Regions from separate parts of the Homo sapiens genome. Here region 1 is linked to region 2. A link is a loop called in an ENCODE intact Hi-C map of the cell type or tissue named here. Cell type or tissue: endothelial cell of umbilical vein. All regions are shown on one strand. Each heading gives the region's core, and the rest is flanking DNA. Links, peaks and the distances in the headings are about the cores only.

Region 1 (2,914 bases), core at 253-2,752, 140 kb before region 2:
GGAAGAAGAGCAGGTTCAGCATAAAAGAGAAGGGCTGCGATTGACCATGTGAAGTTGAAGTTGCCTGAAAGCCAGAACGTGGGGATGTCTGGAAGGCCGTGGACATAGAGGTCTCAGCAGAGACGAAAGATGGAAAGAAAGAGTCATCAGCAGGGCAGTGTCCCCTGAAGCCAAAGGTATGAACAACGGGAACTCTGGAAGAGCCACCGAGAAACAGAGCAGAGGACCAGGCCAGCACCTCCAGGAGCCTGGCAGCCACTGTGTGTGAAGAAGGCAGGTGAGAGAACAGAGGAGGACGAGAAGGTGCCCCGCAGAAGCCAAGGGAGGAGGGAAGCTCCCACAGACAGATGCCCCTGAAAAGCTCAAGCAAGGCGCAGCAGAGAAGCCGCTTGCGGTTTGGAGGCGAGGAGCTTCTGCATCACTGCAGCGGCTGCCCTTCCTCTCTTCCTTTTTAATTTTAGTTTTTGTGGGTACATGGTAGGTGTATACATTTATAGGGTACATGAGATGTTTTGATACAGGCATGCAACATGAAATAAGCACAGTTTGTAGAATGGGGAATCCATCACCTCAAGCATTTATCTTTGAGCTACAAACAATACAATTACACTCTTTAAGGTTTTTTGCTTGTTTGTTTGTTTGTTTTGAGACGAAGTCTCGCTCTGTCTCCCAGGCTGGAGTGCAGTGGCATAATCTCAGCTCACTGCAACCTCCACCTCCCAGGTTCTGCCTCAGCCTCCCGAGTAGCTGGCATTACAGGCATGCGCCACCAGGCTTGGCTAATTTTTGTAATTTTAGTAGAGACAGGGTTTCACCACATTGGCCAGGCTGGTCTCGAACTCATGACCTCAGGTGATCCACTTGCCTCGACCTCCCAAAATGTTGGGATTACAGGTTTGAGCCACCATGCCCGGCCTCTTTATTTTAAAATGTACAGTTTTTATTGACTACAGTCACCCTATTGTGCTATCAATGGTAGGTCTTAATCATTCCCTTCCTCTCTTCTTCATTAGCAGAACTCCAGTTTTATTCATGCAGCACAGCTCTTTCCAAAAGTCTTAGTGATAAAGGAAAAGAGAGGATTGAATGAGGGTGAGAGGGCAGTGGTGGCCAAGGTCTGTGGCTGCAGGTGGGGAGGGTGAGAAGTTGTTGGTTTCGGGTTCATTGCTTTGATCAAGAAGGGTTCTGATAGCAGAAAAAGCCAGTAAGGGGGGAAAAATTAGAGGGGGGAGAAAGACTGACAACCTTACCTAGTAGAACCTATTTGGATAAGTTCAGGTGGGTTTTCTACCAAGCTGATGCAGACAGCTCTTTCCCTGAGAATGACACCCCACGCTGCCCACAAGTGAAGCCTCCTTTGTCGCCAAGAGCCCCCTTACAGATGCAATGTCCATAATGCTGAAGAATACCTCTTTTTTTTTTTCTTTTTTTTTACTCCTTACTGCTCCTGTCTAATTCCGGGGCTCCTTGGTGAATTCTCAATGAACTTGGAAGTCCTGGGCTCATGTTCAGATTCACTCTTCTCACAGCTTCATTTCCTGGATACTGAGACCCTGAGCAATTCAACCTGGGCCCAAGAGGATTTATGTCCTGTGACTGGAAAACAATAGGTCCCTGGCCTCTGGCCATTGTCTGGTTTTCTGACAAACCCCCTCTTTCCCTTGTGGGGAAATAGCTTCCCTGTACCACCCTGGCCCCTGACCCTTAGAAAAAAAATGCCATCTGCTCATCTTGGTAATATTAAAACATATTTACATAGCTTCAAGGAACTAGATCTTCAAAACACATAGAGCCTCTCTAGTTAACTGGACTGTGTCCAAGTAACTGATATAAGTATTCCCCCATTCCTCACCTGTTGGACAATGTAATGCTTTAAATATGTTGAGTATTTCCTGCCTCCAAAGATCCAATAAGCTGCACGTTGCCAGGAGAATTCCATTAAGATTCGCAAGAACTTGGGCGAGAGAGATACATGGGTAATTGGTATTTATTTTCATTTTGACTAGATGTATGAAATATTTCTCTCTCCTATGGTAGATAAAAATTCCCTAGAATCTTGAAAAATCATGTGTGCAAGGAAGCTTCTCTGTTCAAACATTCCAAAATCTTTTAAAATTCAAAACATAAATGGATTGACTTATGTAGCATAGAAAACTCCGTGGAAATGGCAGGAAGTTTGACTTAGAAAAACACTTTTTTCTCTCAGAATTCGCCATTTTCTGCCACCAGTCTCGGTTTGTGCAGTCAGCAGCCAAGGAGAAAACGAGTCAGGGAGGTGGTACTGTGCATGCAGTTGTCACCAACACAACACAAATTAAGAGGAAAACGTATACCACGGCGTCTTAGGGGAGCAGCTGAAGGGTGGTGGCCAGGCCCACAGACACTCTGCGGGAGCTTGCAGCAGCACCCTCTACCGGCCCTGGAGGACCCCGGGGGGTCTCAGCCCCGCAGGCACGTCAGAGTGCAGGGGCCTCCACTTGTCCTTGCAAGGTGCCTCACGGGGCTCCCACACCGCAGCCAGGCTTGCACAACCGTCTCTGTTGCACCCTACTTGTTTCTTTCACATGGCCCGGGGCCTTTCTGCCTTCCTTCCTGGGAATGGCTGCAACTCCCCACCTGGTTTTCACTGATCCCACTTCCATACCCTCATGGGGGCACCCTGAGCCCCTCCAGAAGCCAAGCAGAGCAAAACCAGTCACCCTCACTGTGGCAAGTAGCACACCAGTTTGGGGGATCAAGGGACAGAAGAGGTGATTCGAGAAAAAGCAGTGGCTCTCGACTTGGGGAGAAGGTCATACCCCGTTGAAGAATTTAAAGAAAACAAAAAAATCCATTCAATTAGGAAAAGAGGAAGTCAAATTGTCCTTGTTTCCAGATGGCATGATTGTATGTTTAGAAAACCCCATCATCTCAG
Region 2 (2,914 bases), core at 275-2,774:
ACAAAAGAATTGGATTTAAAATTGGGATCTCAACTTCCAGTTTAGTGCTTTCCTTTGGTGCCAATTATTCAGGTAAGAGGCCAGGCTTTGGGGCTTCTGAAATCCCTTGTATTTTTGGAGACAGAAGCTCAAGTCAATTTATTATAAATATTCCTTTCCTTCCTCCTCTGCTGGTGCTTTCATCTTCTTTGCCTTTCAGCTTCTTTTAGATCTCTTTTCATCTTTTTGTCCTTAAAGTGATAGGATGGGACGATAGTCACTTCTGTGACCTCAGTTTCTGACTGCAGGAAGGAAACGTGTATTTATTAAAATTTCTCATGCTCCAGCTTCATTTTCTCCTTCACCTGGGATGGACTATGAGATGGGAGACTTATGTGAGCCAGTTCAGTGATGTCTGTCACTTTCTGGGTGGGCTTGGTGTTGGCAAAGCCATTAGGTAGCTATTTCCATATATAAATTACATATATATATATATATATATATATATATATATATATATTTTTTTTTTTTTTTTTTTTTTGAGATGGAGTCTTGCTCTGTCGCCCAGGCTGGAGTGTAGTGGTGCGATCTCAGCTCACTGCAACCTCCGCCTCCCAGGTTCAAGCAGTTCTCTGCCTCAGCCTCCCAAGTAGCTGGGATTACAGGTGCCTGCCATCGTGCCTGGCTAATTTTTGTATTTTTAGTAAAGACGGGGTTTCACCATCTTGGTCAGGCTGGTCTTGAACTCCTGACCTCGTGATCCACCCGCCTCAGCCTCCCAAAGTGCTGGGATTACAGGTGTGAGCCACTGCACCCAGCCCCTTTCTTTTTTTTTTTAATTATTTATTTTTTTAGAGACAGGATCTGGCTCTCTTGCCCAGGCCGGAGCACAGTGGCAGGATCGTAACTCACTGCAACCTCAAATTCCTGGGCTCAAACAGTCCTCCCACCCCAGCCTCCCAAGTAGCTAGGATTACAGGTGCACACCACCAAGCACAGCTAATTTCAGTTTTGTTGTTTGTTTCTTTGCTCGCTTTTTGTAGAGCCGGGGGGGTCTCACTAGGTTGCCCAGGCTGGTCTTGAACTCCTGGCCTCAAGCAATCCTCCCACCTTGGCCTCCCTAAGATTACAGGTGTGAACCCCTGTGCTCGGCCACTATTTTGAAACATCCAAATCCGTACTAGAAGGCAAGTAATGGCAACAGTTATTAAATCTAGTTTCTTTGCGTCTAAGTTTAAATATTTCACACATCCAAGGAGGATTTGACCTCAGGAAATTCCCCATTGCCCCGTTGGTACAAACTGAGTTTGCTGTTTCCTGCTTTGCTGCTGTGAGGAGGGTCAGACAGTGGTCATAGCTTCTGATCCTGTACTTGTGGCATACTTGGAGCCAGCTCAGATTGGAATTTTCCATTTAATTGCTACCAATCACTGGAACATCTGAAGTGATCAGAAGCTGCCATTTGTGGAAAATTTTAGTGTTGAGTAGTTCAGATTAAGAACTGTTAGTTTTCACCAAAATATAGAGGTTGGCCTCTGAATTCCATGAAAATTACCAACCTTAAAACCTGTACTGTATTATATGCTTAAAAATGTGGTAAGAGGGTAGCTCTCATGTTAAGTATTTTTACCACAATAAAATGCAAATCAAACAAAAACCCTGGCCCCTCATACACTGTGTGGGCAGTTCTGCACTGCAGTGCCTGCTACACAGCCAGTCTGTGCCCTCCGCAGTGTCTGTGAGCGGTGTTTGGTGTCTCATGCACCTGATGGGCTTAGAATTGCTGTGTGGCATTTGCCTTTGTCACTCATGGTGGTTAAACAGCAAGTGTGGTGAGAACCCTGTAGAAGCGGTGGCCCCTCCATCAGGCTGCTGAGGACCCAGCAGGTTGAGGCACCCTGCCTCTCCCATCGCCGGTTCTCCTTGGCTGGAACCCTTGCAGAGGGAGACCAGCAGATGGTGAAAGAAGTATCAGAGCAAGAGACAGGAGGAAAGTGTTCTGGGGTTTACAGTGGCGTTGTCAGTAAGGCACAAGGCTAAGTGCTTGCACATATCATTCCTGAAGGAGGTGGGTCGGCCAGTGTCAGCAGAGGGAACGCAGAAGGAGAAGGCCCGTCAACAGGAGAGGCTGCCCGAGGACCCTGGGTGCATCCAGGGCTGCTTCAGGACTGAGCTAGGCAAGTGGAGAGAATGGTGAGTGACAGTGTCCAGATCCACGTGTGCTTTCCCTGAATCCTTCAGACAAGGAAAGCCAGAGGAAAGGAGGAAGGGCAGGAGAGGGTGTGGGGGAAGCAAGGCAAGAAGCCAAATGATTTTGAACCATTTATTCTCCCTAGGTCCTTCTGGGTTTTCACATTTTGTTACAAAGGCTATAATAAACACCGCCCCCACTGCAGAGTGCTTCATTAAAACAACTGTATAACTAAAGTAATGAAGTAGAAGAAACAGATGTAATTTATTTATTTTTAATTTTATTTTTTTGAGATGGAGGTTTTTTTTTTTTTTTTTTTTTTTTTTTTTTTGCAGTTGCAAGATTTAATAGAGTGAAAACAGAGCTCCCATACAAACAGAGGGGACCCAAAGCGGGTAGCCATTGCCGGCTTGAATGCCTGGGTTTATATCCTGATCATTGTCCCTCCCTCGTGCTCTCAGGCGATAGATGATTGGCTATTTCTTTACCTCCTGTTTTAGCCTAATTAGCATTTTAGTGAGCTGTCTTTACTCCCTGATTGGTCGGGTGTGAGCTAAGTTGCAAGCCCCGTGTTTAAAGGTGGATGCCGTCACCTTCCCAGCTAGGCTTAGGGATTTTCTTAGTCAGCCTAGGAAATCCAGCTAGTCCTGTCTCTCAGTCCCCACTCTCAACAGGAAAACCCAAGTGCTGTTGGGGAGGTTGGCCAATGACCACTCTAACTGCTTCCTGCTGAATTGGGGCATA

The links. Peaks named below come from ENCODE experiments on the same cell type or tissue, not always from the same donor. Only the 100,000 strongest peaks of a DNase experiment are listed, where the experiment ranks them.
Region 1: a loop joins it to region 2, with 7 times the contacts of the local background. A loop is called at or near these places in 4 of 110 quality-filtered maps.

The regions. Positions count from the first base shown.
Region 1 is chr18:13,796,230-13,799,143 of GRCh38, reverse strand. No RefSeq gene overlaps it. Among named protein-coding and RNA genes, the nearest start is that of MC5R, 26 kb to the left of the region's middle. In endothelial cell of umbilical vein, for the core only: no CTCF peak of the experiment used is centred there; a DNase peak (open chromatin) is centred at 1,773; H3K27ac peaks cover 1,527 bases.
Region 2 is chr18:13,657,425-13,660,338 of GRCh38, reverse strand. No RefSeq gene overlaps it. Among named protein-coding and RNA genes, the nearest start is that of MIR4526, 48 kb to the right of the region's middle. In endothelial cell of umbilical vein, for the core only: no CTCF peak of the experiment used is centred there; a DNase peak (open chromatin) is centred at 1,308; H3K27ac peaks cover 442 bases.